Linked DNA regions of Homo sapiens: all the other regions are linked to region 2. A link is an interaction called in ENCODE POLR2A ChIA-PET data of the cell type or tissue named here. Cell type or tissue: MCF 10A. All regions are shown on one strand. Links, peaks and the distances in the headings refer to the core of each region. The heading gives the core; the rest is flanking DNA. Region 1 overlaps LINC00189 (long intergenic non-protein coding RNA 189). Region 2 overlaps MAP3K7CL (MAP3K7 C-terminal like). Region 3 overlaps BACH1 (BTB domain and CNC homolog 1). Region 4 has its middle 3.1 kb from the start of CCT8. Region 5 holds the start of BACH1 (BTB domain and CNC homolog 1).

Region 1 (6,465 bases), core at 650-5,649, 110 kb after region 2:
TAGCCATTGGGGCTTATGTAAGAAAGTGGCCTACTACTCACCTGTGGCAGATGGAAAAGAGGGGTACTGCTGCCAAAAAGCCCATCTGCTCCCATTGTCTGTGGACTATTTTCAAAGCAAGAGCTCATATGATTCACAGTCATCATCGCTCTAGGAAAATAAAAAGTTCAGCACATTGGAGCTACCAGCTGTAGGGGAGGGCATCCAATCACTTAGCTTCCCTATCCATTCTAGTGACAAAGGACGCTTTGAAATTATATTTAACAAGATATATTATTTCAGGAAGTAACTATTGCTCTCTAAGCAGCATTTGCCTTAGCAGCCTTGAGCCATATGCTAACATATGAGTGTTGCATAAGTTCATTTTGTGATCTTCGGTGAGTTAGATACTTTCCTAAATCTCCTTGTTAAAAATCTGTGAAATGGGGCTAATTATGCTAACACATCATGGCATGTTTGTAGGATTAGGTACTGACAAGATTTGTAAAGAGATTAGCCAATAAAAATCCTTACCATATATATATGCCTTCTATTTAGAAAAGATACCAAGTTCAAAATATTTTTACTTATTACATGTACAAAAGAAATTAGAATCTTAAGCAAAGAGGCAAGGATGTGACCAACAGGTCACTTTTGAATGATAAAATTTTTGGTTTTGGCTTTCACATAAGTGCACAGACTCTGGCTTCTTCTTGCATATGGTAAATTGTTGTAAATGGTTTATTGAGAATTCTCAACATGATATGGCATAAACAGAAAACTTCTGTTTCAATGACTTCTTTCTCCCCAACTGCACTATAATTACCATCTCCTTTCTTGCTGGGTATATTCACTCTTACCAACATCTTGGTCAGATTTTCTAACTTTTCGCTCTAGGTATTAGCTTGGACCTACTTAGGTACTTGCAAATTATCTGAGACTCTTTTACCATTGATAGGTAGTTTAGGTTTTCTCTCCTTGAGTCTGGGTGAATTTGGGGCTGCTTTAATCATCAGAGAACCACAGAAGTGATACTGTGTGACTTCTAAGGTTAGATCACAATATACTTGGTGACATTTGTTATATATTATATAATATATATATAAACTTCCATATATATATATACATATATATATATATCTCCTATTAGTTCTGTCCCTCTAGAGAACCCTGACTAATACAGCTACCACGAAAATCATCTGTGGTTTTTAAAAACCCAGTGATTTAACTTATGTGCATAATTAATGAATACCTATAATGTCCTGGGTGCTATGGTAGGCCTTTTACCTTTATTATTTAATCTTCATAACATTTATATAAAGCAACTTCTATTACCTGTCTCTTTCAGAGCAGGACACTGATAGTCTGGGAGGTTGCGTAACTTGCCTGAGTGGTGAAGTCAGGACTGCAGGATTTCTGTCTGACCTCGGAACCCATTGTCATTTCTCTATACCACCTGCCTCTTTGTTCAAGAATGTTAACATGTAATTCTCAAATCAAGTTTTTAAAAATACCTTGTTACTTAAATTGTAAAGTGGACAAAAGTCAGAGTTGCTGGAATTTTCCAAGGAAGTGACCTTCATGTTTCCTATTTTGCCACTTTTCTTGGGGTAAATTTATTTTAAACTCCTCTTTAATCCTCACAACGTCCTTATGAAGTATGAAGGAGGAAAATATCATTCTTTTTTCCAAGGACATTAGACTAAAGAACTTTAGAATGTGGCATAGTAGAAAAAGTATAGACTTTGGAGTCAGACAGAAGCTCTAATCCTGACAGATGCTAAAAATCTAAGTACTTTCAGGAAACTTTCTAAATAGTGCTCTTTGGCCAGGTGCGGTGTCTTACGCCTGTAATCCCAACACTTTGGGAGGCCAAGGCAGGCAGATCACTTGAGGTCAGGAGTTCAAGATCAGCCTGGCCAACATGGTGAAACCCCTTCTCTACTAAAAATACAAAAATTGGCCGGGCATGGTGGCATGCGCCTGTAGTCCCAGTTACCTGGGAGGCTGAGGCAGGAGATTCTCTTGAACTCGGGGGCGAAGGTTGCAGTGAGCTGAGAGTGTGCCATTGCACTCCAGCCTGGGCAACAGAGTGAGACTCCACCTCCCCCCGCCAACAAAATAGTGCCTTTACCTGTAAAATGAAAATAATACCACCTCCTTTATAGGATATGAGACTTAATACAATATGATCAAACATGATAAGCGTCTGTCTTGGAGCCTAGTTCACAAGAGAAATCCATTAAATGTTAGTCCTTCTTTGCCTATTGCAGCCACAATTATTTTACTAACCCTGAGACATTCAAGTGAGGCTGAGTATGAATCACACAGGAAAAATGCTAAGAGCTAGTCCTGTTTTGAGGTAATTTGATCAGTTATACATAAAGTGATGCTGTGCAATGGTACTCACAAACATGGGACACCCCAAATCAATATGTTTAGTGAATATTTAAAATACAATTCCAAAAGTTTAGGAGAGAAGGGGCAAGAAGATACATAGATGATAGAGAATGGGAGAAACCTAGGACTTGTTATCGATTGCAGGAATTGTGATTTCTTTCTGTTGGAATGAGCCAAGGGAAGGGGAAGAAAATTCATGGAACAGGAGATTGGAATTTGGGTGCAGCCTCCTGGCACGTGCTCATCCTGTTCTTCCAATTTCTGGAGGCTGTGCCTACGTGCCTTTTGCCTGTTGCATACCTCGCATCAGTCAGCTCTCTTTGTTTTATTATAGAAAATTGTGCAATCCTTTCTGGTTTGTTTTTGTTAGGATTTCCTTCCCTTTATCTCTAGCAGGAAAATATTATCCCTTGAAATTTCCTCTGGGACATGATTATTTACAGTAAACTACAATTTAGTGAATTCTTGAGGATTTCTTCTTGATGTATCCTCTTTTTTATTTTTCATTCTTAAATGCCTTTTGTTTTTGGCTGCTTCTCTCTTGAGTGTTTTGTATATATTTTGAAAAATACCTACCGGCAGCTTGTATATCTTTTTTCCAAAACCTCTCCAAAGTATTTAAGAAGATATCTTCCATATATATCTTTTGTATATACAAATATATATATTATTTACATATAATATATATTTCATCAGACATATAGTATTTGTGCATCATTATTTTTGTGCATCACAGCTTTATATCTTATATATTTAAGATAATAATCTGCATCATCTGGCTAGCTTCACTGCTCAGGGGATGGTCAGCTCAGTCCAGATCAGTGTAATCTCTTGCTCCAGTTACCAGATCAGCCTCCTGTCTAGTCTTCCTGGTCCTGGATTTGCTCACCTTCCCATCTTCCACACACTGAAGGCAGACAAGTCGTCTTCTGAAGAGAAAACCTGATCATATCTGCTTAGTATCTTTCAATAGGGTCATCAGACTCAGGGAAGCATGATCTGGCCCCTACCTGTCTCTCCAGCCCATCTCATGAGCTCCCACCCCATTCTATGCCTGGCCATAATGCTGACTTAAGAGTTACCTGAAGAATGTTTTCCTCTTTCTCCCCTCCTACCCTCTGCACTTGTTACTCTCTCTGCCTTGGGAAGCTCATCTTCACCCTGTAGCTACTTTTGGCCTGTTTAATTCCCACTCATTGTTTAGGACCTTTGTTTTGTGCTGCTCTAACAGAATACCATAGATGGGATAATGTTTAAATGAACAGAAATTTATTTCTTACATATCTGGAGGCTGGGAAGTCCAAGATCAAGTGCTTGCATCTGATTGAAGGTCTTCTTGCTGTGTCTTCACAATAGTGAGGCCCAGGGAGAGAGAGAGAGAGAGAGAGAGACCTGAACTCACCATTCTATAATGATCACACTCCAGCAATATGACACTCATTAATCCATTCATTAGGGTAGAGCTCTCATGCCTAATCACCTTTTAATGGTCCCCCTCTTAATACTGCTAAAATGGCAATTACATTTCAACATGAGTTTTGGAGGGGGTAAATATTCCAACCATAGCAAGACCCAACTTAAGCATGACTTCTTTCTGGAAGCCTTCTCTAATGTCCCTAGACTGATTTTGTGCTGTTTTATTACTCCTATTTTCTATGCCTATCATGATACCATACTCTTTTCAAATTATTTGACTGCCACATTAGGGCAGGGCCCTGGCCTGATGAGGTACGTACTCAATAAATATTTGTTAACTGAGTGAGTGAATGAATGAAGACAATGCCTTGAGGCAGTGTTGCTCAAAGGTTAAGGAAGCTGGAGTGAGGTGGTCTTGGTTTGGATCCTGGTTCTACGCCTAACTAACTGTGAGACTTCTGGCAAGTTATTGCATCTCAGTTTCTTAACCAGTAACATGGGGATTATAACAGGAAACATCTCATTGAATTATTTTGATTAAATGTTAATAGATATAAACAGAATGGTACTTACACAGAATACAGTTTCAGGTGTTAGCTATTATTATTATTATTATTGCCTAAATATTAATCTGGCAACTTAATAGCCAAAGTGGAGGCGTAGCACCTGACACAGTTTATGAGGAATCGTCCACTCTTAGCTCCATGAGGGATTCACAAGAATTGATTTTTTTAAACTGCTGGATTTCTACAACAATGTTGTAAATGATTTTAAAAGGTATCCTATATTATAATTTAATATTACAGTTATGGAGAAGACAACTCATATCATTGCTTGAAGGTTTTTAATATGTGCTGGATAAGTATGTTTTAAGGAATTAGCATCTATTATAGGCTGAATTTTCAGTTAACACAGTCTTGACGACAGACAGAAATCCATGTTAAATAACGTTCTCTAAAAACTATATTTAAGATACCAGAAATTAGGTAGAGGAAACTGTAGAATTTTTCAAATAGAAAATACTGATTAAGACTTAGATGAAAACTGTTAGAAAGGTCATAAATTAGAGAAAAATCATGTTTCACTTGAGTCAACAACAATGGTGTGATTAACACTTTTTTTTACTGGGTCCAGAAATGAAGGAGGAGGGAAGGAGAGAGAGAGGGAGGGAGGGAAGGAGGTAGAGAAGGAGGGAGAGAGAGAGAGAAAAAAAAAACTTGGAAGGAGTATTTTCCATCACAAATTATAGGGAGTAGCTATCAATCACACTTTTTAAGGAAATCAAAGGTGGGATAAAAGTGCTTGCAGGGTCTTTGGATACAAAGATGGTGAGAAGCCAGATAAGCTTTGAGAAGCTCAATCTTCAAATTACGAGATTCAGCATGAATTAGATTGACTTGAACCAGGGGAAAAACCAGGATTAGGTTAAGCAGTGATTCAGAAATGTTCAGTTAGTAACTGAGACAACTCTATGTAGGTACTAACATAAATGATATTGAATGTTTGAGTGTCATCTTCTTTAGGATTTATGTTTTTGTTATTTTGGCAAAATAGCATTAACTAAATGGAAACCATACTGTATTTTATTTTCTTCATTTTAGTTACTTCTGCCCATAGCAAACAGCTTTTTGGATTGAGAGGCAGTGTTAAATGTAACATCGGCTACAGGAATAAACAAGAGTTCCTGCCCTTGCCTTGAGGCAGTGTAGCTTGAGTCAGACAGCCTGCGTCTGGGTTCTACTGCAAGTCAGTACAGGCATACCTCGAAGATATTGTGGGTTTGGTTCCAGACCACCATAATAAAGCAAATATCACAATCAAGCAAGTCATATAAATTTTTCCATTTTCCAGAGCATATAAAAGTATGTTTACGATATATTATAGTCTATTAGGTGTGCAGTAGCATTGTCTAAAAATGTACATACCTTATTTAAAAAATATTTTATTGCCTAACAAGGCTATCACCTGAGCTTTCAGTGAGTTGTAATCTTTTTGCTGGTGGAATGTTGATCAGGGTGGTGGTTGCTGACTCTTAAAATAAGACATTTGAAGTTGGCCTCATCAGTTGACTCTTCCTTTCACGAAAGATTTCTCTGTAGAAAATGTTGTTTGATAGCATTTTACGCACAGTAGAACTTATTTCAAAATTAGAGTCAATCCTCTCAAACTTTGTCACTGCTTTATCAGCTACATTTATGTAATATTCTAAGTCATTTGTTGCCATTTCAATAATGTTCACAGCATCCTCACCAGGATTAGATTTCACTGGAAACCACTTTGCTCACCCATAAGAAGTAACTCCTTATCCATTCAGGTTTTATCACGAGATTGCAGCAATTCCGTCACATCTTTAGCTTCGACCTCTAATTCTAGTTCTCTTATTTCCACCACATTTGCAGTGACTTCTTCCTCTGAAGTCTTGAACCCCTCAAAGTCATGCATGAGGGTTAGAATCAACTTCCAAACTCCTGTTAATGTTGATATTTTGACCTTCTCCCATGAATCATGAATGTTCTTAATGACACTTAAAATGAAGATTTTTTTTTTTCCAGAAGATAGTCAATTTATTTTTCCCAGATCTATCAGAGAAATCACTATCTATGGCCGCTATACCCTTATGAAATGTATTTCTGAAATGATAAGACTTGAAGATTACAATTATTCCTTGAT
Region 2 (6,465 bases), core at 628-5,627:
TTGGAAGTAAATTTTGTTTTTGAGACAAGGTCTCACTCTGCCACTCAGACTGGAGTGCAGTAGCATGATCTCTGCTCACTGCATCCTCAACCTCCCATTCTCAAGTGATCCTCCTGCCCCAGCCTCCCAAGTAGCTGGGACGTCAGGTGTGCGCCACCATGCCCGGCTAATTGTTTTGTATTTTTTGTAGGTATGGGGTTTTGCCATGTTACCTAGGCTTGTCTCAAACTCTTGAACTGAAGCAATCCTCTCACCTCAGCCTCCTAAAGTGCTGGAATTACAGGCATGAGCCACTGCGCCTGGACAGAAGATTCTTAAATTCAGATTTAAATGAAGAGAGTAAATCCACAAGACCTGAGGTTATGGCTGCATCAGGGAAATCTCCCTTAAGTGGCAGAGGCAGAACTCAGTAATTAGAGTCATTGACCTTAACCCTGTGTTTTGCCTTTGTATTATTCAGATGATGAAGAATAATTCCCCACCTCAGAAGTTTAGCTTGATAGAATAGACATGGGTTAGAGGAAAAAGTGCCACTACTCACATATATACACACACAGCTCCCCTGTCTCCACATTACTCCTTTGGTTGGCTTTATAGTGAAAAAGAATGAAAAATGAACTTAATTATATTAAGCATTCATTGTTATTACTGGTTATTTCCTAGGTGCTGGGCTTTAGGCCAGTGATTGACATATACATTGCTTTATCAATACAAATTTTCAGAGACAGGTAATACCCTTCCCATTTTGCAGAGGAGGAAACTGAGTCTCAAGAAGATTATGCCAGTTGTTCACATTCACCAATTAAAAAGTGGCCAACCCGAGATTCAAATGCAAGTCTGTGTCCTACTGAACGTTGTACTGACCCGCTGTGTTCTTAGTGGTTAGGAGCCTTCATAGGCAAACAGTTCCTAGGAAAGTTTCTGTATGAGCCTCAACACTTAAGCCACTACTCAGATTCACTTGCCTTGTAAGTGTCAGTTTGTCCCTGGTGACCTGCAGGACAATTTACAGGACACCAGCACTCAGAGGTCATACTGCAGGTAGAATCAACTTCATAATTTGCAGGACATGGTGCAAAATGAAAATGCAGGGTTCCTCATTCAAAAATTTTTAAGAAATTCAAGACACTATAGCATTAAATTAAGCGTGGGGCCCGTCTGGAGGGCGGGCTCTGTGTGATCACATAGGTCCAATGCCCATGAAGCCAGCTGTAACTGCAGGAAATGTCAACAAATTCAGTGGATCCTGGGCAAGGCTGCCTCTTGTGTTCTGCTTGGGGAGTGGAGTGGGCTTGGGAATGTCCTCTGGGCATGGCTTTCCCTCTCCTGAGGTCTTCTCTGTGTGGAAACCTAAACACTTTTTTTTTCTTTTTTTTTTGAGGCGGAGTTTCACTCTTGTTGCCCAGGCTGGAGTACAGTTGCGCAATCTCGGCTCACTGCAACCTCCGCCTTCTGGGTTCAAGCAATTCTCCTGCCTCAGCCTCCTGAGTAGCTGGGATTACAGGCATGTGCCACCACGCCTGGCTAATTTTTGTATTTTTGGTAGAGACTGGGTTTCTCCATATTGGTCAGTCTGGTCTCGAACTCCCGACCTCAGGTGATCCGCCCACCTCGGCCTCCCAAAGTGCTGGTATTACAGGTGTGAGCTACCCCGCGTGGCCCAACCTAAACACTTTTTAACAAGGATTTAGGGCGTCTCAACTTACATCCCAGTTATGTCTACGATGGGGAGCACAGTGGGAGGGGGAGATGATTGATTGTAAAACCCAGTGAAGATGCTGTTTAGAACAGTGGTTCTCAAAACCTGGTCTGGCTTTGATGAAGTTTTCACCCCTCTGATATAAAGAAAGAAAGAAGGGTACGACAGTGAGGTGTTTTGGGTATATGCTTATTTTTATCTGTAAAGCTAAATGTATGTAATATAATGGCCACTCCTTTACTCTATGATTGCCTTATGATTTTGGTGTTGAAATGTTCTCTCTGTCCTAAAGGGATACTAATGATATCCGGTGGTCATTTTTGAATCATCTTCACTAGCTAAATAAAAAGTTGGATGCTCTTAAGACATAATTCCCCATGTTTTAGGGAATTTTTTTTTTTTTTTGAGACGGAGTCTAGCTCTGTTGCCCAGGCTGGAGTGCAAGCAGGGGCTTGATCTTGGCTCACTGCAACCTCCAGTTCTCACTGCAGCCTCCTGGGTTCAAGCGATTCTTCTGTCTCAGCCTCCCGAGTAGCAGGGACAACAGGCATGTGCCACCAAGCCAGGCTGATTTTTGTATTTTTAGTGGAGACAGGTTTTCACCATGTTGGCCAGGCTGGTCTCGAACTCCTGACCTCAAGTGATCCTCCTGCCTGGGCCTCCCAAAGTGCTAGGATTACAAGTATGAGTCACTGTGCCCAGCCAGAATATTTTAGGGAAAATTTTACTGGTTCATGAAATACGAGTCTGAGAACCTATGGACTAGTAAGTGAAGAAGAGCGGAGTGGTATGGTGGAAAGAGCCCAGGGCTGGGGGACACCCCTTAGTCTTACATGGCCACGAATCGTGGAGTCTTGGGTGGCTTCTTTCCCTTTTTGGGGTCCTTGTCTTTAGCTCTACTCTGAGGGGGCTGGACCAGATGGTTGCCTAGTCCTTTCCAGCTTCAATATTCTCTGTTAACTGATTGCTAGCTATCATTGCTAAATAACAGGGAGGATTTGGATTACAGACCCAATGTGTCCTATTTATTCAAGTTATGGAGAAACACAGAGAAGACAATTGAAGGGAATCTACAAACAAAATAATCCTGAAACCAACCCAACAGCTGCTCAATAGATGTTGAAAAGAGCCCATCATCAAATGTACTATGGTACATCATAATGGTTGGGCTGTCAGTAAGAAAGTTCTAGCTTAAGGACGTTGGCTTAGTCACATTGTATTTGCCAAACAGGCAGTGAACATCTGTTTATATAAAAAATTTTCCTCTTCTTTCCTTTATATTTCATCCTTTAAAAAATTTCTTAGGATACATTTTGCTTGGTCTAGTAAGTCTACAGTGCCATTTTGAAGAAGAAGCCTTCAAATTACTTCCTTAATGCATTAAAAATATGATAAAGTGATTTGCCAATTTGCGTAAGTCTGAGTCCCTGTCTTGCACAATAAATAATTGGTAAATTTTAATAAAAATGTACTTGTGCTGTGATTTTGTCCCATTATAAACATATCAAGCAACTATTTTTTTTTTCAAAAAAGCTAAATTTGCTAGAGGGTCTCTTGTACAGCTACTGTACAGTCTACTTTATGCTTCTGGAATTGTCAAAACAAACTTAACTGCTGTCAGGAACTCCGATCCGGTATCACTGTCAAAATGTTTTACAACGATTCAGCCAAATGTTTTTGGAACAGCTGTGCTACAAGTCAGCATGAGTCATTTTCCTTCTTTCCTTTTGGCCCAATCCAGTGATTCATCATCCTGCTTTTAGAATATTTGCCTATTTTTAAAACCAGTCAAAGAAGGCAGCCACTGTTTAAAAGTAAACACACCACACATCAACTTGGGGCAGCTTTGTAAGCAGCTTCGCAAGCCCTGAAACTTCTGGCTGGTAGGGATGCCAGCTAAACCAGATGGCATCAAACAGTGAAATACAGGCCTGGCTTTCAGACTTGGTAGGCTTCATACATCTGTCTTTGGTTTTCTTGTTTCCGCTGCTATTTCCTGCTTGGGTTAATCCAACTTGATCCATTCTTTAACAAAAGTCTTACTTTTTATTTTGCTTGACTCTCTAAAACATCTATTGTATGTTGATTTCTACGTTAATCAATTAGACTTTTATTTCAACTCAAGGAGTCCAATTTGAAGCTACTTTATTTATCTGTAAGTTTATCAGTATGGTCACATATGTGTGAGGTGACATGGCGTGACTATAAATAAGGACGTCGATTTCCACAACGGGCCTCATTAAGTCTGTTGATACCAGGTGTTTGCTATTTACATTACTGTAGTAAAGTAAATGGATAACTTTTTTTTTTTTAATAATTAAGCAGGAAGGAGTGTGACTTCACAGGGGGCAAGGTGGATTAAGTCTCAGGAAGCCTTAAGATTCATTCCTGGCTGTCTTCTAGAATTCTAGAATGTCTCAGCTGCTCTCATACTTTACAGAGTGGTTTCTCCTTCCAACAAGTGCCTGCTTGTCTATGATTATTAGGGTTGGGATGCACAAGTACAGTGTGTTCCCATTTACCTTTGCCAAATCATTCTGGCCTTGGACCCAATGAGCTAAAATGGTCGTGATGTCTAGGTTATTAAACTTGTACTGCAGTGAATGTAAACGCACTTAAGAACAAAATCAGTTTCACAAAGCATAGGTTTTATAATGAAGCCTACCTCTAAAGGTTCAGTGGTGACAAGTGTATTATTTTTGCCTTTTGTCCAATTCTTTGCAAACATTGGGGTGGATTTAACAAGGCACAGTAATTGGCAGAATTTGTCACTTCTGGTCTAAGTAGAGCATTCAAAGGGCCTTGGGACTGAATCTCAGTTCCTCTGAAGACTGTCCTCTAACCTGCAGCAAGGGGCTTGGGAAATTTCTCAGTTTTTACTTGTTCTGTGAGCTAAAGTTAAGTGATATCACTGAATCTGAGGACACCCATTGTCTAGCATAGGAGCAGATACAAAACAGATTCAAATTTGGTGATGCATTGTCATTATTTTAAACTACTTTTAAATGGAAGTATTGTTATACTACTCTTGACTAAAATATACCAGAGACTATTAAGTGATATGACCCTTGAGGGGTTTGGTCAAAGTGAATACCATGCTTGTTTAAATTATCTTTTTGGTGATTATCTTCGATGCTTTCAATGCCTTAGATGCCAGAAATGCCTTGTGTACTGCATTTTATTCTGGACTGTACTATCAGCACATTGGGAGAGGATACTTGTTTCCACATTGTATGTGGCCCATGTCACTTCCTCTAGTTCAAAAAGAACACCAACAAGTTTTTATCAAGAAATTTGGTGATGACTATGAAAACATAAAAACTGTTATCTTTTCTTGCTTTATTATAATTTAAAATAGCTTTGGTTTTTAAATTATTTTTTCACCTTATATTTTGCATACATACTGTATATGCATAGTATGTGTACTGTATATGCATATGTGTACTGTAAATGTATATATGTATAGGTACTATATATGTATATGTACTGTATATGTATGTGTACTATATGTATAAGTGTACTGCATATGTAGTATATGCACTGTATCTGTACTGTATACATATATGCACTGTATATGTATCTGCACTGTGTATGTGTACTGTATGTATGTACTGTATATGTATATGTACTGTACTGCATATATATGTGTACAGTATATGTATATGTACTGCATATGTATCTGTATTGTATCTGTATGTGTACTGTACATATCTTATTGTATCTGTACTGTATACATGTGTACTGTATATGCATCTGTACTGTATCTCTATTATATATGTATATGTGTACTGTATCTGTATTGTATATGTATGTGTACTGTGTATGTATCTGTACTGTATGTATATGTGTACTGTATATGTATCTGTACTATACCTGTACTGTATGTGTGTACTGTATATGTATCTGTACTGTCTCTATTGTATATGTATGTGTATGTGTACTGTATGTGTATTTGTATTGTATATGTATGTGTACTGTGTATGTATGTATCTGTGCTGTATCTGTATGTGTACTGTATATATCTAACTGTATCTGTACTGTATATGTGTACTGTATAAACCTAACTGTATCTGTACTGTATATATCTGTACTGTATATCTGTACTGTATCTCTATTATATGTATGTGTATGTGTACTGTATCTGTATTGTATATGTATGTGTACTGTGTATGTATCTGTACTGTATCTCTATTATATATTATATATGTTTGTGTATGTGCATGTGTACTGTATGTGTATTGCATATGTATATGTACTGTATATGTATCTGTACTATACCTGTACTGTATGTATATGTGTACTGTATATGTATCTGTGCTATATCTCTATTATATATGTATGTGTAGGTATACTGTATGTGTGTCTGTATTTTATATGTATGTACTGTATATGTATCTGTACTGTACCTGTACTGTATGTATATGTGTACTGTATATATACCTGTACTGTATCTCTATTATATATGTATGTGTAGGTATACTGTATGTGTACTGTATATGTATCTGTACTGTACCTTTACTGTACATATATGTGTACTGTGTATGTACTAGGGTAGGGATTGGAAATGAGTGGCCAATGGACCTTAGAGCCAGAGAGTACCTGGAGATAATGGAAGTTCTGCTTTCTAGCACCAAGGCTCGGTCAGCACTATGTTCTTGAAGAGATTGGGGGTGACTTGGATATTTTGACCCATATTTTGGTCAGGTTTCCTCAAATGCTTCTTAGAACTGCATCTTGCCATCCAGCAACAGCTGCCTATTGCCAAC
Region 3 (5,604 bases), core at 605-5,604, 200 kb after region 2:
AGTCAAGATTTGTTGTCAGCTTTTGGGTTTTTTCCAGTCTGATAGTGAGATACCATGATATCTCGTGGTAGCTTTTATTTTTATCTTATGAGTGAAAATGAGCATTTTTGCTTATATTTCTCAGTGCCATTTGCAGATTTCTCTGAACTGCCGTTCAGAGGTTTTACTTACTAAGGAACTATTAGTGACCATTTTCTAACAGTGAGTACTCTTTACCCTATCATAAAATTGTCACTTGTACTTTTGGTGCCAAATTCTTCTATATCTTTATTGGGTGAGTTATATTTATGATCTTTAAAAAAATTATATTTGAATAAATATTGTGCACTAGCTATTCAAAATAAGGATTTAGATGCAAAGGTTTTTTTTTTTTTTTTTTTTTGAGACAGAGTCTTGCTCTGTCACCCAGGCTGGAGTGCAGCGGCACAATCTCGGCTCACCGCAACCTCCGTCTCCCAGGCTCAAGTGATTCCCCTGCCTCAGCCTGCCCTTTTAGCTAGGTTTACAGGTGTGTGCCACCATGCCCAGCTAATTTTTTTGTATTTTTATTAGAGACAGGGTTTCACCATGTTGGCTAAGCTGGTCTCGAACTCCTGACCTCACATGACCCGCCCACCTCAGCCTCCCAAAGTGCTGGGATTACAGGCGTGAGCCACTGTGCCCAGCCTGTAAAGATTTTTTGTTGGTATAAAATCCAGAATGGTACCAGAATGCCAATTTTATTCCTTTTTAAGAAATAGCTCTAATTAAAGGTGCAGCACTTCAAACGTGATTTATACAGTTGTTTTTATAGGAAAATGGAAATATATTGTAGGGATAGGTAGCAGGACACTAATAGTGAGTCCCACTCATGACTGTAAGTAGTGACTTTGGGAGGTATCTTAAATACTGATGTCATTAAGTAATTAACTTGAATTACTTGTATTTTACTTTTAGTTATTAAGCTGACTGCTATTATAGTAAATATGTGTCTTAAACTTAGAGTGAAATGGAAACTGCTTAGAAGCTTAGCTGTGTAGGAGTTAAAGTGCAGGGGAACAGATGGGAACATTTAATTTATAGAAATAATTCTGGTGGAGTTCTAGGGCTGTGCCTATTTGTTTTAGTTGTTGTGAAGAAGCAAGCCATCTTGTATACTTAAAGAATGATGTCATCCCTAATTTAGTGGGGTGGGAGGAGTGAGAGTATTTAAAGATCATGTGGATATTAAGATACAGAAGTCATAAAATATTTGTAATCTTCATAGTATCTGTAGGTTAAGTAGTGGTTCTAATTTCTGGGAGGAAGCTCAAGTACTCCTTATTTTGTTGAACCATATTTAATTTAAAAGACCAACCAGCAGTTGAAAATTTTCTATTGCTGTTTAGAATAGATTCATCCCAACTTTGGTAGAGGAGTCCATGGCTGAATATTGCCATGAGTGAAGAAAGATTCTTTCTCACTTTCTTCTGGAAGCTTTGTTTTCATCCTCCTTTGGATTGGCTTCTGAGAGACCATAAAAAGAAATGGGTGTTGATTGCATTTAATGGTTCCTACTGTGAACAAGCAGTAGGTACCGTTCTTGCCCTTTCAGTATCTGCAGACTCATTTTATCAGAAGAGTGCAACTGATAAACTTTGCATAAGAGAAAATGTACTGGCCAAACATTGATTTTGCTTACATACACATACTTAACACGCACATTCTTGACCTACATCTATTTAAAAAAAAAAAAAAAAAGAACTTGTATATAAAAATCTGAACAGATTGGAGAATACTTTGCCATATAAAAATTTAGTATTTTGTATTTATTGTATATTTTCTCAAAATATTACAAGGCTTTAAAATATTTTAGAAATAACAATAATTGGATTCATACATAATTTTATAGTAATACTTTTGTATAAAACCATAACAATACTTTTGTATAAAGCAAAATTCGTTTTACCCTTTTAGTGACTTTTATGTCATAAAAGACTAAAGGATGGCACTTATAGATTAGCACTATGAACTAACTTGTCTCAAGGTTAACTGGCAGCCTCAACTCTCCAGAACCTGTCAATGAACAGAAAGCAAACAGAACAACACTGACTTGTTGAGAGTTGTGATAAATTTCATAAGAAAAACGTTTGACTTTCTAGCAAGTGTTTATTTACTCTTTTCTTATAAATACCTTGATTATTTGGTTTCCTGGCTCATAATAGATTAGAAGCAATAAGATGTTAGAACAAGAAGGATGAAATGGGATGATAATAGAAAAGACATGCTGTCAGCAGTGATAAGTGACATGGACAGGAAGGCAGGAACCAGAAAAACTTTTGAAAAATTCTGTGGTAGACTTTCTTATAGGGGTAATATCTTAAAATTATAATAATAACAAAAATGGTAATTAGCAAGCACAAAATTACCCCCCCGAATTCTTCACACTTTAGTAACTCACCCACCGGCTGTCTCTAGGCATCTTAAATTCAGTCCCATCCCTTCAGTGGGTTTGATGTTGCTTAAATCAAGAGAGGTGTTGTGTGGATTACATAGCTGAGATTGCATGTTGGAAAACATTTAGCACAATATCTGTCAGAGAATCTGCTCAACAAATGCTGGTCATTAGTTGAATCTTGCAATGCTTTGAGTCTCAGTAATTAAGTTATGCTAACTGTACTTTTACTTTTTTTCTTGTATCCCATCCAAAATGCCATCCATACCTGTTATGTACAGTCTGTAAATCCAGAAAGCTCCAAAAACCGTATGTTTGTCACAAACTCTTTTGACCGAAAAACTGCCCCAAATTGACATTAGACTACATAGTCTTTATCCTACTTTCTTCATTATTTGCTATTTTAATGTTTACCTAGAAATGTAAAGATAGTTGATAGGGAAGTGCTGCCCCAGGCCTGCTAGAGAAATTATGTGTGCACCCATACTGTCTTTCCAAAACCTGAAAAATGCTTTGTGCCAAAATACATCTGCCCCAAGAGTTTTGGGTGGGAGATTCTGGGCCTTTAGTATTTAATGTATAATTGAATGGAATTGAAAGGATAAACTCCATGTGATCTTACTTGATGAGAAGCCCCTGTATATTATTTGATCGCCTTGGAAATGTTGATTGAGCTAATAAACACAAGCCATTGTGTTCTCTTTCCCCACTTCACAGCAAAGTGAAAAGGAGAGCTTGTTGAAGGAAAGAGATCACATTTTGTCAACTCTGGGTGAGACAAAGCAGAACCTAACTGGACTTTGCCAGAAAGTTTGTAAAGAAGCAGCTCTGAGTCAAGAACAAATACAGATACTCGCCAAGTACTCAGCTGCAGATTGCCCACTTTCATTTTTAATTTCTGAAAAAGATAAAAGTACTCCTGATGGTGAACTGGCGTTACCATCAATTTTCAGTTTATCTGACCGGCCTCCAGCAGTGCTGCCTCCCTGTGCCAGAGGAAACAGTGAGCCTGGCTACGCGCGAGGGCAGGAGTCCCAGCAGATGTCCACAGCCACCTCTGAGCAAGCTGGGCCTGCGGAACAGTGTCGTCAGAGTGGTGGGATCTCAGATTTCTGTCAGCAGATGACTGATAAATGTACTACTGATGAGTAAACTTGCATTCACTTCCTTCAAACCATCTAATTTTCTCCTGAAGTTTTGGCAGCGTCTTGAAAGCCTAATATGACCATCTGTTGCTCAACAATACTGTTTTTTTCCTTTAGTAGTTTACCATAAGGGAATTTCCTTTAAGTCAACCATGATTTCTCCTTGATTTCTACAAGAGACAAAGAAATGATTTTGCCTCCTGGATATCAGAAAAATCCATGTGAAAATGTAGTAAACCTTTAAAACTCATGTTTTAAAGAATAATAACTCTAGTAATAACTCTTCCTGCTATTCAGAATAAGTAGGAGAATGAAAACTGCAGCATATCAGACAGCAATTTAACAGCTTGAAACATCTACAGATAGTTCCTACTAAAAGAAGTGGCCTGCAGAAGTTTAATAATTTGACTTTTTTCTAATATTTTAGTTTGAAAGAAAATTTCTTCCCAAGCAATGCTAATAGAGTTCTATTCTTAGAAGCAGGGTGTCAGCTACTGGGAATATTTTTGTAGAGCTGCATTGTGAAAAAAAGATGGTCTTACCTGAATCTTAGGGCTTTGTTCTTCGGCTCCTAAAATCAGGCTTTAAGCTACATTGGGAAGATTTAGTAAATAGGCAAGTGGTTGGCCTAAGACGGGGGCTGCTTCTCCTCTTCAGTATGGACTCTAGAAAGTCTGGCTACATGAATAGATTTAAGTGTCACTTTCCCTCCCTGCCCCCCGCTTCAGTCTCTACCATATCTGGTCCCATCATGGACTTCCTATTTCCTGGCATTTTTGTCCCTTTGGAAGAAGAAATAGGACTCAGAATACAGTGGCATGAGTGATTACACTGGCAGCATTATCTCAGGCTCCCTAGAATCTGGAGAGCTTACCAACATGTAAAGCTGTTCATTTTTCCACCGTGGGTCACCAATGCCAGAAAACCAGACATCACGGGGAAAGAATGTTGCTTACTTTTTACCAGGAGTGCAGTTCATTTTTTTCACCCTGTTTTTGAAGTCGTATTATTCACTTGTAAAAATGATTGTAACAGATAAAAAATGTATCTGCAGCAACTCTGCAGGTTTGTGAAATAGGATGAAACTCAATCTTTTTCTATTGTGGGTTTGCATTTGAAAAGCAGGTTGAATCCTTGCTCTCTTCTCCAAATTTGGTGTGGTATAAAGACACACAAATCATTTTAACTTGGACATTTAAAGATCAGTCTTAGTGTTTGTTCAGTCCTGTTACAAAATAGATAACTGAGCACCTATCGCATAACATTTTGCGGTGGCTTTTAGCCATGCTGGGGTTAGATGTGTTTGAGAGTCAAATGAAAGCTATGGATCTTCTCAGCAATTAAAAAAAATGCATATATTCACATTCACAGAAACATTGGCAGAACCCAGTTTTAATGGTACAGAGGAGTAGTTTATAGTGTTGATTTCACCAAAATCAGAGGGCTGAAAGAGACACTTCTATAGACTGCATCCTGAGCCTAGTGCAGGGCTTGTCTAGCTAATGTGGGCAGCCACCACCCACTGTGTATGAACAAGTCTGAAGCAAGTTGGCCTTGCCCTTGAGAGTATATGGGGACCAGTCTTCATGTCTTGGAGTAATTTGTCAAATGTTACCCTTTTTGATCAGGGTGTAGGGGGAGGATATTGCTAGTATATTTTCAGTGGTTTGTATGTTCTCTCTGTCACTGACTTATTTGTAAGAGAAAATTAGTTGGACTTGTTTATTTTCTAGTAGCTTTTATAAGTACACTCAAGAATTTGTCAGGGAGAATAATTCTGATAGTGCATCCCATACTGCAAAAGAATTTGTGTGTGTGTGTGTGTGTGTGTGTGTGTGTGTGTATGTGTATGTATACATATATATCTCTCCATATAGGTATTTCTTTGATACTTGTAATTTTAAATTTCAGCTTCACGATATAAAATAATATAAGAACTTCTGGTTTACAAAATGTAAAATCTTAAGCCAATGGAACCCTTGATTTCCTACCTCAGTGTACACCCAACTATTGGTTGTATCAGTTTGTGTATGTGCAAATGTCAAA
Region 4 (5,653 bases), core at 1-5,000, 69 kb before region 2:
CGGCGTTAGATTTTTGCGGTTTTTGATCTGGAAGCCACACATCCTTAGCTTAATTTCCACGTATCTTCCAGACCCAGCCACCAACGTCAGGGCAGGTGTGCTTTTTTTTTCCCGAGGCAGAGCATCTGCCCCATCCCCCAAAATTGTCTCTAGGCGTCCGCTCTGTGTTGGGCACCATAGGAAGCGCTGGGAATGCGCACGATAATTAAAGTCGTCACTAAGAGTAATGTAGTACACATCAAGTGCTCAAGTGTGCCATATTCTGTGTGATCTGCTTTACATGCAGTATCTCTGTTAATGGTCAGTCTTAAAAATTAATGAATTGTCGGTTAAAATACCATTTAGTTTTCCTTCCATAAAATGGAGACGATACCATTAAAAATTAAAAATTAAATGGTACTGTCTCTATTTTGTAGAAGGGAAACTGAAGTTCACAAACTGTAAATAATTTTCCCAAGATCACAGAGCTAGTAAATATTAAAGCTAGAATTCCTATCTAGATCAGACTTATTGCAAAATGCCGGTTCTTAACCACTATCTATATTCCTCTTTTCTACTTCTTCCTGGGAATATAAATCCCTTTTACTCTTTTAAGATCAGATATAAATACATATTTATTTATCTGATTTATATATATAATATACACATTTTATATAAATATATCTGATTTATATATGAATTTATAGATAAATATAAATCCCTTTGGCTTGGTGGCATGCACCTGTAGTCTCAGCTGCTTGGGAGGCTAAGGTTGGAGGATCTGCTTGAGCCTGGGAGGTTGAGGCAGCAGTGAGCTGAGATCATGCCACTGCACTCCAGCCTGGGCAAGAGTGAGGCCCTGTCTCAAAAAAAAAAAAAAATTGCAAAAATGTAAATGCCACTGATATGGTTTGGATTTTTGCAAAAATGTAAATGCCACTGATATGTTTGAATTGCCTGCCCAAATATGATGTGGAATTATAATCCCCAGCTGTTCTTGTGATAGTGAGTGACTTCTCATAAGACCTGGTTGTTTAAAAGTGTGTGGCACCTCCCCACTCTGTCTCTTCCTCCTCCTCCAGCCTTGTAGGATGTGTCTGCTTCCCCTTCACCTTCCACCTTGATTGTCAGCTTCCTGAGGCTTCCCCAGCCATGCTTCCTGTACCGCCTGTGGAACTGTGAGCCAATTAAACCTCTTTTCTTTATAAATTACCCAGTCTCAGGTAGTTCTTTATAGCGATTCGAGAACGGACTAATACAGCCACCCTTTTCATTCTTGGAAAATAGAGATATTTTAAATAAAAACATACATATTATCATGTGATAGGATTATTATTTTTTAAATAACGTTAAAAATTTATCAGTTTTAATTTCTAATATAGCAAATATTCATACCTATAACCCACATAAACAAAAGACCTTTGGGGAAGTTAATTTTTAAGAGTCTAAAGGTGTTCTGAGACTGATACGTTAGAGAACTACTGTAATGATCAGTCCCGAACAACAGAACAATCCAAGATTTTTCCTGGATTAGCTAAGAAATAAACAAAAGCACATTCCTCTGACTCAGAGATAATATTACTTATAAAAATAGCTAACACAAAATAAAATTGAAATAAAACTGAAAGGAGCTAAAATGACACCTGATTAACATATTAATATATATTAATCTATATTTAAAGTGACTTTGAGGCCTAGGTTCTGGTCCTTGTCTCACTGGTATCTTCTCCATTTGGCATTAATGTCTTGTATTCTGGCCCCAGTACCTGGAATAGTTCGTGCTGTCTGCTTTACCACTTCTGCCTCAGGGTCTTTGCCTCTGCTGTTCTTCCTACCTAAAATGCTCTTCTATTCCCTTATGGCTGAATTAATTCTACCTCAGTATGCAGACACTTTCATTAGAAAGTCTTTGATGACTCCCAAGACATTCCCTGTTTGTCATTCTCATAGCTTCTGTGTTTCTCCTTCATAGCACTTACCACAGTTGTAATGACAGAATTATTTGTCATCTTTCTCCACCAGCAGGTAGGTGGTGAATCACCAGCACTTATACTGTAATTGGACAATGCACGGAGTAAGGAGTCAATAAATCATCATCAAATGAACTACTGGGTGACCAAATGGATATCCAGAAGAGGAGATCGAAGAATTAAGGTGCTGTGGTCTCAATGTTTGTGTCCCTCCAAAATTCATGTTAAAATCTTAGGCCCTGAAGTGATGGTATTACGTAGGGCCTTTTGGGAGATGATTAGTTCATTAGGTCTCCACCCTTATAAAAGATTAGCGCTCTTATGAAAGAGGCCCAGGGGAGCTTATTTGCCTTTCCACCATGTGCTGACACAGCTAGAAGGTACTATCTATGAACCAGGAAGCAGGCCCTCACCAGACACTGTATCTGCTAGCACCTTGATCTCGGACTTCCAGCCTCACGAACTGTGAGTAACACATTTCTACCGTTTCTAAGCCACCCAGTTTGTAGTATTTTGTTATAGTGTGTCTGGAATTGGTGGGTTCTTGGTCTGACTGACTTCAAGAATGAAGCCGTGGACCCTCGTGGTGAGTGTTACAGTTCTTAAAGGCGGCGTGTCCGGAGTGTGTTCCTTCTGATATTCGGATGTGTTCGGAGTTTCTTCCTTCTGGCAGGCTCGTGGTCTCGCTGGCTCAGGAGTGAAGCTGCGAACCTTCGCAGTGAGTGTTACAGCTCTTAAGGCACGTCTGGAGTTGTTTGTTCCTCCCAGTGGGTTTGTGGTCTCGCTGGCTTCAGGAGTGAAGCTGCAGACCTTTGCAGTGAGTGTTACAGCTCATAAAGGCAGTGAGGACCCAAAGAGTGAGCAGCAGCAGGATTTATTGCAAAGAAAAAAAAAGCTCCCACAGTGTGGAAGGGGACCCAATCGGGTTGCCACTGCTGGCTCTGGCAGCCTGCTTTCATTCTCTTATCTGGCCCCGCCCACATCCTGCTGATTGGTAGAGCCCAGTGGTCTGTTTTGACAGGGCGCTGATTGGTGTGTTTACAATCCCTGAGCTAGACACACAGGTTCTCCATGTCTCCACCAGAGTAGCTAGATACGGAGTGTCGATTGGTGCATTCACAAACCCTGAGCTAGACACAGGGTGCTGATTGATGTGTTTACAAACCTTGAGCTAGATACAGAGTGCCGATTGGTGTATTTACAATCCCTTAGCTAGACGTAAAGGTTCTCCACGTCCGCACCAGACTCAGGAGCCCAGCTGGCTTCACCCAGTGGATCACGCACTAGGGCTACAGGTGGAGCTGCTTGCCAGTCCGCCGCCGTGAGCCCACACTCCTCAGCCCTTGGGTGGTTGATGGGACTGGGCGCTGTGGAGCAGCGGGCGGCGCTCGTCGCGGAGGCTCGGGCATGGCGGGCTGCAGGTCCCTAGCCCTGCCCTGCAGGAAGACAGCTAAGGCCAGGCGAGAAATTGAGCACGGCAGCTGCTGGCCCAGGTGCTAAGCCCCTCAACTGCCCGGGGCCGGTGGGGCCGGCAGGCGGCTCCGAGTTGCGAGGTCCGCGGGGCCCACGCCCACCCGGAACTCACGCTGGCCCGCAAGCACCGCGCGCAGCCCCGGTTCCTGCCCGCACCTCTCCCTCCACACCTCCCCGCAAGCTGAGGGAGCCGGCTCCGGCCTCGGCCAGCCCAGGAAGGCGCTCCCACAGCGCAGTGGTGGGCTGAAGGGCTCCTCAAGTGCCGCCAAAGTGGGAGCCCAGGCAGAGGAGGCGCCGAGAGCGAGGGAGGGCTGTGAGGACTGCCAGCACGCTGTCACCTCTCAATAGCAGCCCAAACAGATTAAGACATGGGAGGTATGGTCTCTATTCTTACCATCCAGACGTATGTGAAGTAAAACCAGAGAACAACACAAAGCAATCAAGAGGGTTTTTGCGCAGAGTTTGCAAAACGCCAAGGAGACTGTAGGTTTCTGTTATAGTGATTCAAAAGCCTGGGATCCTCATGTTAGGTGCTGCCTGAAAACATGGCCTCCAGCCTCCAGGAGAGCTAAAAGCCGTGAGGATTGGGGGTTGGGGATGTCTGAGCCATCTTAGGATTCTGATAAGGACTCAGTTCACTATTTGTTTCTAGTTACTTTGTTTCTGTTTTTTTCATTTTTTGTTTGTGTTAAAGTTTTAACCCCTGTACGTCAGAATTGTTTAATGTTTTTGGCTTGTCTATGTGTTTTGATTTTTTTTGTATTATTATTTAATTTTCCCAATTCCCATTAAATCCTTAACCTCCTGACTTTTCTTTTTCTGCCTCCATTTGTATTGTTTATTTCATGTTACTATATCATCTTATGTTTCAGTATTTTTCTGTTGAATTTTAATTCTTTTGTTTGGCTTTGGAGTCTGACTCATTTTGTGTTGGCTCATTATTTTGCTTCAGGATATTTTTGTTGTTGTTAAAATCTTTTAATATTCCTTTATAAATTTAAATTTTTTTCTCTTTTAATCGAATTTATTTGGGCTTAAGAGGGCACAATAATTTATACCCTTATTCACTTTCTGAGTTTGGAAACAACCAAGAAAATAGAGGGGTCAGGAGGCTGGAATTCAGAGTCTCGCTGGACTACAGAGAACGTGGCTTAGGGTGAAAGCACAGGCATGCTGGGCATCATTGCTGCTTTGCACTGATCAGAGAAGGAGAGACTTTAAATGGGTTAACTCCATGCAATCAAGAAAGGTAGCCCCATGTCAATCCCTTACCAGTGAGGTAACTTCCAATGTGGGTCAGAAGGAGTGGATTGAGAGGCCGAGAACTGGGGGTAACCAAAAGAGTAAGACTAAACAATACTCTCCTCTCAATATAATTGTTACTTTTGTTCATCTCCCTGTAAACCTCCCTCCCACTCTTCTGCCTTTTATCTATGGAGTGGGGATGAGGTTGAGGGGAGACTCGGCCTACGACTACCATGTTGGTCCCACAGCTCCACTTAGTTTCTGTCAAGCACACATGAGACAAGGCATGGCTAAGGTAAAGTCCTGACTGATTCGACTGGTAAAGATGCAAGGACACTTTTTTAGAATCAGACCGTTTATTCATTACATAGATGACAAAAGGAAGACTAGCCAAATGTGCCAACTCCTTGAGGTCATTGTTCTGCTCATCAAAAAGAATGACACTGAAACCAAAGGGACTTGGAGATTGCAATGCGAGTTGGGTAATGCAGCTCGGTGGTTTTGTGTTCTGCCACTCTATTAAGAGAGGGTGAAGCAGGAAGACCCACGTCTCATCAGAACACTGGAGGTGATGAGAAACTGCTTCATGACAGCTTCCCAGGTGAGATCAGGAGGTGAAAGGAAGATGGCCTTGGAGAAGCTCTTTGCAGGTCTCCATCTTCTCGTGTTCCAGGTGGATCACAAGGCATTTGGCCAAGACTCAGGCCACAGGAGAAGCAGTGCCAAGAGACAGGAAGGAAGTGGCTCTGCCCTGGTGTATCCACAAAGGGCATGCAGGCAAAGGCCCATGCTAATCTGAGTCTTGGCCAAATGCCAAGCTCTTTCTTAGCTTTGGCTTGCTTCCTTTTCTCTATGGGTCTCTCAGCTTCCCCATACTGTCTCACCACTCCCCCCAGAAAGGTCTCTACGTGTTTCATATTCAAACATCCCAAGAGGGAGCATCTGATTGGTTCAGTTTATTGCTTTGCCACAAAAAGCCCCCAGGT
Region 5 (6,465 bases), core at 915-5,914, 160 kb after region 2:
CTAAAGAAGCAAGAGTTCCTCCCAAAGAGGAGGGTCTGATCTTCCCCTAGAAAAAACTGCACAGGTGTAGAAAAAACTGCATAGGTGTAGAAAAAAGACACTGCAATTCCACTGGCTCAAGGTGGAAGGAGAATAAAGCCTCGGACACTCCCATGTGTCTGCAAGAACTTCAATCCTTCTTTCATGGTGTATTTCCAAGTGTCCTTTCCTCCTGTTTCACTAAATATCTGCACTCTCACCATGAACTGAGGCAGCCTGGGATGCGAGGTACCTCCTACCTCTGGACCCTATCTAGACTGCTGGGTTCCACTCTTCCCAATCAAGACCCAATGCAAATGTCACCTGCTCCAGGAAGCCTCCCCTAATTCTAGGTCATAATGTATCACTTCACCCCTCGCACTCTCATCCAATTTCACTTGTGTGATTTTCTCATGTATTTTGGATGTAGCTCAAACGTCCCCAAGTCCCACAGCCTGTGGGTGCAAATGCAGTCATGTTAGTCGTAATACCTGAATTATTATCTTGGTATCCTTTTTGCCCCGGGAACTCCAGGGCTGTGTTCTTGTTGCTGGCTCCAAAGCTAACAATAAAATCCCTTCACACAAATCGTCCTTTGGCTTCAGACCTCAAGGTCCGTGTCATCTCCGCAGGAACCCTCGTGGGGTTGGCGTGCCCAGTCCCCTCCGCTGCGCGTGCATCCCGCTCCGCTGACAGCCAGTGCTTTGGTTCTCCAGAGGTGTTAAATGGCTTGGGAACATAATTTCAAAACGGACAGTTGGATAAACACCAGAATAAGCACCAGAAGATGACAGCGGAACCAAGGCTCGAGATGGGCCGGCTGACACCACTGGGCGCTGAACCTGGCTGGAAGCTTCCTGGCAGCGACAGCGAAAAGGGAACACCTGTCGTGGGCGCCCTTGTTTCACTGTCAGTAAGAAGTAGAGCAACTGCTAGACGCGCTCCACAAAACCCTGGACGCACTTCATACACACCCCCACCCCAGCAAGCTCAAGTACCCTGTGAACCTGGACGCCCACCACCCCCAGGGCAGGCAGCGAGGAGCTCTTCAAGGGGTAAAGCGACCCCTGTGGGGCCAGCGCCCGTCCTCTCTCCTGCTGTTCGCGGGCACCCGGGCACGCGGCGACTCGGCTGAATTAGGGCGTCCTGCAGCTCCCGAGGCGAGGAGGCGCTTGGCCTTTCCGTTCCGCCCTCAGAAGGGAGAGGAGAGGTGGTCCTCGAGTGGGAGTCAGTTCAGGATGCGGGCTGTGCCACGCGCGGAGGTCCGGGGACCCCACCGCCGCCTCCTCGAGGCCCGCCCCGCCCCTTACGACCCGTCCCTGCAACCCCCCGCGTGGGCTTCCGGCCGCGGCGACCCCTGCCCCGCGCTATTGCGCGCGCTCGTTCGCTGACAGAGGCTTCGAGGGCGGCAGGGCGGGGCTTCGGCGCCGGGGGCGGGGCCTTCAGCGGGCGGGCGGGGTTTTGGCGCCGCGAGGTGGCGGCAGCAGAGCGGCGCAGAAGGGAGGGGGCGGCTGGCCGCGCGGAAGGAGTGAGTCACCTGACCGCTGCCCTCGCCGCCCGCCGGGCGCTCTCGCTTCAGTCAGTCGGGCCGCGCCGCGCCTCAGCTCTGGTGAGTGGCTCGGCCGTCCCGCCGGCCCTTCTCCGGGAGGGTTGGCGCGGTCAGGGCCGCGGGCCTGTGAGGGGAGGCCGGCGGACAGGTCCAGTGAAGGCGCGGGCGGGCCGGGGGCGGCTCTTTCTGGGCTGGGCGGGGCGCGGGGGGCACGTATCGGGGCCCGCGGGGGGCGCCGGCGGCCGGGATCCTGGAAGTGGCCGCGACGCCGGAAGGGGCGTCCCGTCGGCGGCCGAACCCCCTGCACTGCCGGAGCTGTTGTTTACCCGCGCGCGCCGTACTTTACCCGGGGCGGGCGGGGGCTGGGGGCCGCGGGGTCCCTGCCCCACCCCCCTCCCTGCCCTCGGGCGCCAGCCCGGCCCCTCGCCCGCGGCCCGCCCGGGCTGTGACACATCAGCACCGCCCTCGCGGCTGGGGCCCCGTATTGTCCTCCGCCGCCTCCCACCGCATGCCCAGCCTCGCGTCTACTCAGCCCGGTGGCTGTCGCGCGTGGAATCGCGTAAGAAAAGCCGAGTTTGTGGCTGGGGAGAGAAGGCCACCGTGCTGAGCTGGATTTAGCGAAGACTGGTTTTGGGGACCGGAGAGCCCAGGACTCCCTTTGTTGGAGTTTTGCCCACGCGTTGTAATTAAGCCTCGCACAATATGGTGAGAGTGGGCGTTGATTCTGGAGACACCAGCTTTGTGCTCGTGTAATGTAACACGAGTGCCGTTGCTTTCTCATTCTTACACGGCAGTTTCATGTCATTGAGTAGAATTGTGCGGAATGCTTTTATGGAGTGAGGCTTCTGCGTTAAACTTGTGCTGATTCCAGGTAAAGTGTAGTAGTAATTGTGAAAGAACGTGTATGAGGAAAACGAGCTACAATGTCATGCTTGGAGGAACAAAGAATGTTTTGTAGGATGCTTTGCTTTTTGGAGAATTGTGTAGGGGTAGGGACTGTTACCCATGGATGATGCTATGGGAATTTGATCATGTATTTGAACACCCTTTACATCAGAGGGTCTGCATTGAATGCAGTTCAGAAGGATAAAGGGTGGAAATCCCAGATGTGTTAGTGGCAGAGCACTTGAGCGCTTCACATAGTCAAGCAGAGAAATGGGAAGAGGTCGGCTTGCTTCTTCCTGGTCTTTGGGTAGTGGTGCAAGGGCTGGGCTGGGCTTGAAGGCACTTGCCACTTCTGCCTTTGGACATCTTGAAGAAGCTTAGGGAAGAAAGGCTCCCGGTGAGTCAGCTTGGAGTAGGGTGACTTTGGCGTAGTGATTCTTGTATTGTTGTTTAACCTATGTTTCTGTCAAGTGGTTTACTGTTGTTCGGTATGTTGGTTGGTTAACAAGGTAGGATGACTCTCTAAAAAGTTGGGTTGCTGAGTCATTCGCCCCAGCTTGAGAGGTAATTAGAAACAGCTGGTGCAAATACTCTCATCACATGCCTCCACTATAAAAGGCCAAAGAGCGCTCTAGAGAGGTTGCTTCAGAAGGCTGAAGGGGACCCAGCTGGGGTTGTTTTGATACAGGTTATCAGTGGGTGAAGTGGAAGAGCACTCTTAGGCAGTGGCCAATAGCACTGAGGCGGGTTTAAAGACGGAGCCTCGTGACCTGCTGTCTGAGAATAAATTTGCGCTGGAGAGAGCTAAAACTGGGGAAGAAATTTGCAGCTAGGGGTAACCCAATAAAAAATATTGTAACAAAAATATTTACTACTCTTACTGGACTTAGTTTCCTTTTTGTGGTTTCTGTTACGTGGTCTATAAGTTTCAAGCAGTGAGCTTAATTTGTGCGTCATAAAAATTTGGTTATGAGTACACAGAAGGGACTTGCTCTGTTTCTCATGGCCCTTGGCTTTTCATGCATACACAAGAAGTTTCAGGAGTCAGAGGAGGGTAAGCACCATATGGGTGGAATTAATAGGTCTCATTGGGTTAAGTCTCGAAAGAGCTGTTTAATAAATAGCCAACCGTAAATACCTGTCTCATTGTCTTGATTATATGACACCACTGCCTTTACACCTGGTGTCATTGCTTCTTGCTTTAAAAAGGAGCACACAACCCAAATATTTATATGAGTCCTCATTGCAAACAAAGTTTAGGAATGGGAAATGTAGAGCTGGGAATTTGGCCCTTTGGTGAAAAAAATGATGATTCCTATTAATGGTAGTTCATTTAAAATATTCTGTATTAGGAAAAACGATTTATTTTGTTCCTTTAAGTCTGGGACTAGAGGAGATTAGAAATCATGAATTTTGTAAGTATTAGGGCCTCCAAGGTGGGGTGCAAGGAGGTTCATTTGGAAGGAATATATTAAAACTTTTAAAAACTTTAATATAAGAAAGACATTAAGCTTAAAGATGCAGACTAACAATCGTGTATTCATATTATATAATGCGCGTGCATGTCCTCCACCCCTTTGTTGCTGGGGGAACATAGCCTGTTAACCACTGTCAGTAACATTCTTTCAACAACCGGAATGCTTTTTCTTTTAACTTACGGTTTCCTCCTAAGAGTTCTTTCAGACTGTTAATATTCCATTTAAGTTTTATTTTATAGGTAGTTCTATTGTCTGTATGTTTTACTTTAGAAGCTTGAGTGTAAATTTCTTGTTACATTGTTGATACTGGGGATGGAAATACAAAAAATACAGAATTTCATTTGATAACCTGTATTTTGAATTTGGAGACAAGCCCAGCGGTTGGTTTAATGTATGTGATCTGAAGTGCAGTGATGTGTAAAAGGGTGCAGTGGAAATACTTGAAGATAATCTACACATTGGAGTGTAATATGTATAGCATATGTAAAAATTAGTTTGTACTGTTACTCCTTGAAGTCTGTTTTTTTTTGTTTGTTTTTTGCCAAGCTTATGTTCTCTTAAGATTAATAAGACGACATATTCAGTAAATCCCTTGGGAAGTGGCATTTATTCAGAATATCAACCTCCTACTAGTGCTGGGGGCGGGTGGCGGCGGTGAGGGTGGTTAGTATTTACCATTCAGTTAAATCTCATGTGCCATGTGCCTTCTACACCCCTGTACTGTGAGAGGTGATGCTCAGAATAACAGTTGCAAAGCCCGTTAAAATTACCACTTGTCAGATTTTCTCTTCATAGTGCTGATCTCTCCATGACTTACGTTTTAGGAATCACCACCTCTCTTCTAATTTTCTGACTAATGTTCTGTTAATGAGAGAATTGTCTTAACCCTAAAACCTGCATTCCCTGAGCATTCTAGACAGAGGGTTTATTTTATGTGGTGGAACGATGATTTTTGAGATTGTTTTGATTTAAAATATATGTCAAATGAGGTAATGTACCGATGGCCAAGGTATGGGTAATTTGAGTGCAATTCGCCAGAATCCGTGCCCCTTGGAGGGAGTAAACATTTCAGGACTGCAGCTAAAACATTGACTTACACTCTCCTGAAGCCCAGGCACCTGGCTTACACAGTGCACTAACATAACTGAAGTCTGGGTTTGATCACTGTACAGTTGACAAAGAAGCAGTAAGCAGAATGGTTAAAAAGTAGTTCTGGAGCCAGACTGCTTAAGGTCAGGTTCTGGTTGTGTCACCCACTTTAAAGCCTTGGGCAAGCTCTTCTACCTGGTAACTAGTGCCTCATTGTTTCCTCTGTAAAACAGGGGTGGTGATAGTAGAATCTGTATCAGAGAGGTTGTTGTGAGGATTATATGCGTTAATACGGGGTAAGTGGTTAGAACAGTGCCAGCTTTATAAGAAACATCAAGTGTTAGGTGTTATTATCTGTTGTTCAGAATCAGGGAAGTACTTAGTTACACAGTAGTGTTTTATAGCTGTTGAGAGCTGAATTGCCGGCATTGATCACAAGTGAGACTGGAAAAACAACCCGGGGAACACTCTTATGTTAAGTCAGTAGCACCATCTCAAACATACATCCAACTTCTGAGGGCAACGAACACAGGACATAGCTTTTTACTTAAAGGAATCTTAACAGTCTCAGCGGAGTGCTTGAGGTAGTCACTAACCAGTTAATTGAAACTGGCTTTTACGAAATAAAAACACTTGCCATTCTTTGGCTAGTCTTTTCCACGTTGTAGTTGACATTGTGGCCTGGCAGCTTTAGTAACCTGTCCACCCCTCCCTTCTTGTTAATACCAGAACAGAACTAGTTTCTCAGTACATATTCCTGGGCCCTATCCAGTTTGTTGGAAACATTTAGAATGTAAATTTGTAAGCTAATTAGTTTCTTCTAAGTATTATGTTTTCTTTAGATGATATGCCTGTACTAATACAGAAAAATTATCCATGAAATGGATATGAATACAATGGACATATTTATCGTATAGCTTTTTGTACCTGTTAGTAATTCAGAAAGGTTGTGTTATTTTGACCATTCTTTCAGCCAGATTGTAAGTTTCCTGATGGTGAGAATCTGTGTCTTTCTGTTTTATCTCCTATGGCACTCTGAATGTGCCTTGGCTGTGTTTCTTTAATAAACTGTTGGTTGCTGAACTGGGTGGTATGATATGCGTTCATTCTAGTTCTGTGATTTTGAAACTTGGGAATGTTTAACAGATTGAAGGAGAGAACATCGTGTGTGGTACCTTGTAAGTGTGCACTGAGTTGAAATTCTTTTGATTATTTAGCTTTCTACTTTCTGTTTTTATCATTGGTGTGATTATTGAGAAGGCAGCTGGAATTAAGTAATTCTAGTTCATCTCCTAAGATAGACATAAAACTTGTCTTGTGACTTATTTTTACCCATAATTGGATTAGAATTGAATTGAGCAAAATATAATTTGGTTTTCTAGATGTTAAATGTCTTATATGTCTAATACTTTGAATATCACTCCTCTAGAACAGGTTCTTTGTTTT

Evidence for each region. ChIA-PET counts read pairs that join two places held together with the same protein. Peaks named below come from ENCODE experiments on the same cell type or tissue, not always from the same donor. Only the 100,000 strongest peaks of a DNase experiment are listed, where the experiment ranks them.
Region 1: POLR2A ChIA-PET joins it to region 2 with 17 read pairs; 3 of 35 experiments call an interaction of 5 or more read pairs at or near these places.
Region 3: POLR2A ChIA-PET joins it to region 2 with 12 read pairs; 3 of 35 experiments call an interaction of 5 or more read pairs at or near these places.
Region 4: POLR2A ChIA-PET joins it to region 2 with 15 read pairs; 3 of 35 experiments call an interaction of 5 or more read pairs at or near these places.
Region 5: POLR2A ChIA-PET joins it to region 2 with 61 read pairs; 7 of 35 experiments call an interaction of 5 or more read pairs at or near these places.

Annotation. Positions count from the first base shown.
Region 1 is chr21:29,256,531-29,262,995 of GRCh38, forward strand. All of the region lies in intron 1 of LINC00189 (long intergenic non-protein coding RNA 189), which reads left to right. Among named protein-coding and RNA genes, the nearest start is that of BACH1, 39 kb to the right of the region's middle. In MCF 10A, for the core only: no CTCF peak of the experiment used is centred there; DNase peaks (open chromatin) are centred at 1,361, 2,641 and 5,511.
Region 2 is chr21:29,142,062-29,148,526 of GRCh38, forward strand. The region is part of intron 2 of MAP3K7CL (MAP3K7 C-terminal like); the gene reads left to right. Among named protein-coding and RNA genes, the nearest start is that of MAP3K7CL, 15 kb to the left of the region's middle. In MCF 10A, for the core only: no CTCF peak of the experiment used is centred there; DNase peaks (open chromatin) are centred at 3,460 and 4,200.
Region 3 is chr21:29,339,269-29,344,872 of GRCh38, forward strand. BACH1 (BTB domain and CNC homolog 1) reads left to right here. Exons shown (of 5, transcript NM_001186.4): 5 at 3,131-5,604. The coding sequence ends at 3,565. Among named protein-coding and RNA genes, the nearest start is that of BACH1-IT2, 30 kb to the right of the region's middle. RefSeq lists an enhancer at 2,852-4,051. In MCF 10A, for the core only: no CTCF peak of the experiment used is centred there; a DNase peak (open chromatin) is centred at 3,473.
Region 4 is chr21:29,073,917-29,079,569 of GRCh38, forward strand. It overlaps a transcript of MAP3K7CL not described here. Among named protein-coding and RNA genes, the nearest start is that of CCT8, 3.1 kb to the left of the region's middle. RefSeq lists enhancers at 1-627, 1,504-2,703, 5,252-5,391. In MCF 10A, for the core only: no CTCF peak of the experiment used is centred there; no DNase peak of the experiment used is centred there.
Region 5 is chr21:29,297,327-29,303,791 of GRCh38, forward strand. BACH1 (BTB domain and CNC homolog 1) reads left to right here and starts at 1,596. Exons shown (of 5, transcript NM_001186.4): 1 at 1,596-1,627. It overlaps LOC105369299 (a long non-coding RNA gene), which reads right to left and starts at 1,410. Exons shown (of 2, transcript XR_937652.3): 1 at 1-1,410. RefSeq lists silencers at 1,121-2,030, 4,982-5,276 and an enhancer at 3,261-3,370. In MCF 10A, for the core only: a CTCF peak has its summit at 1,496 (motif pointing right); DNase peaks (open chromatin) are centred at 1,555, 2,395 and 2,895.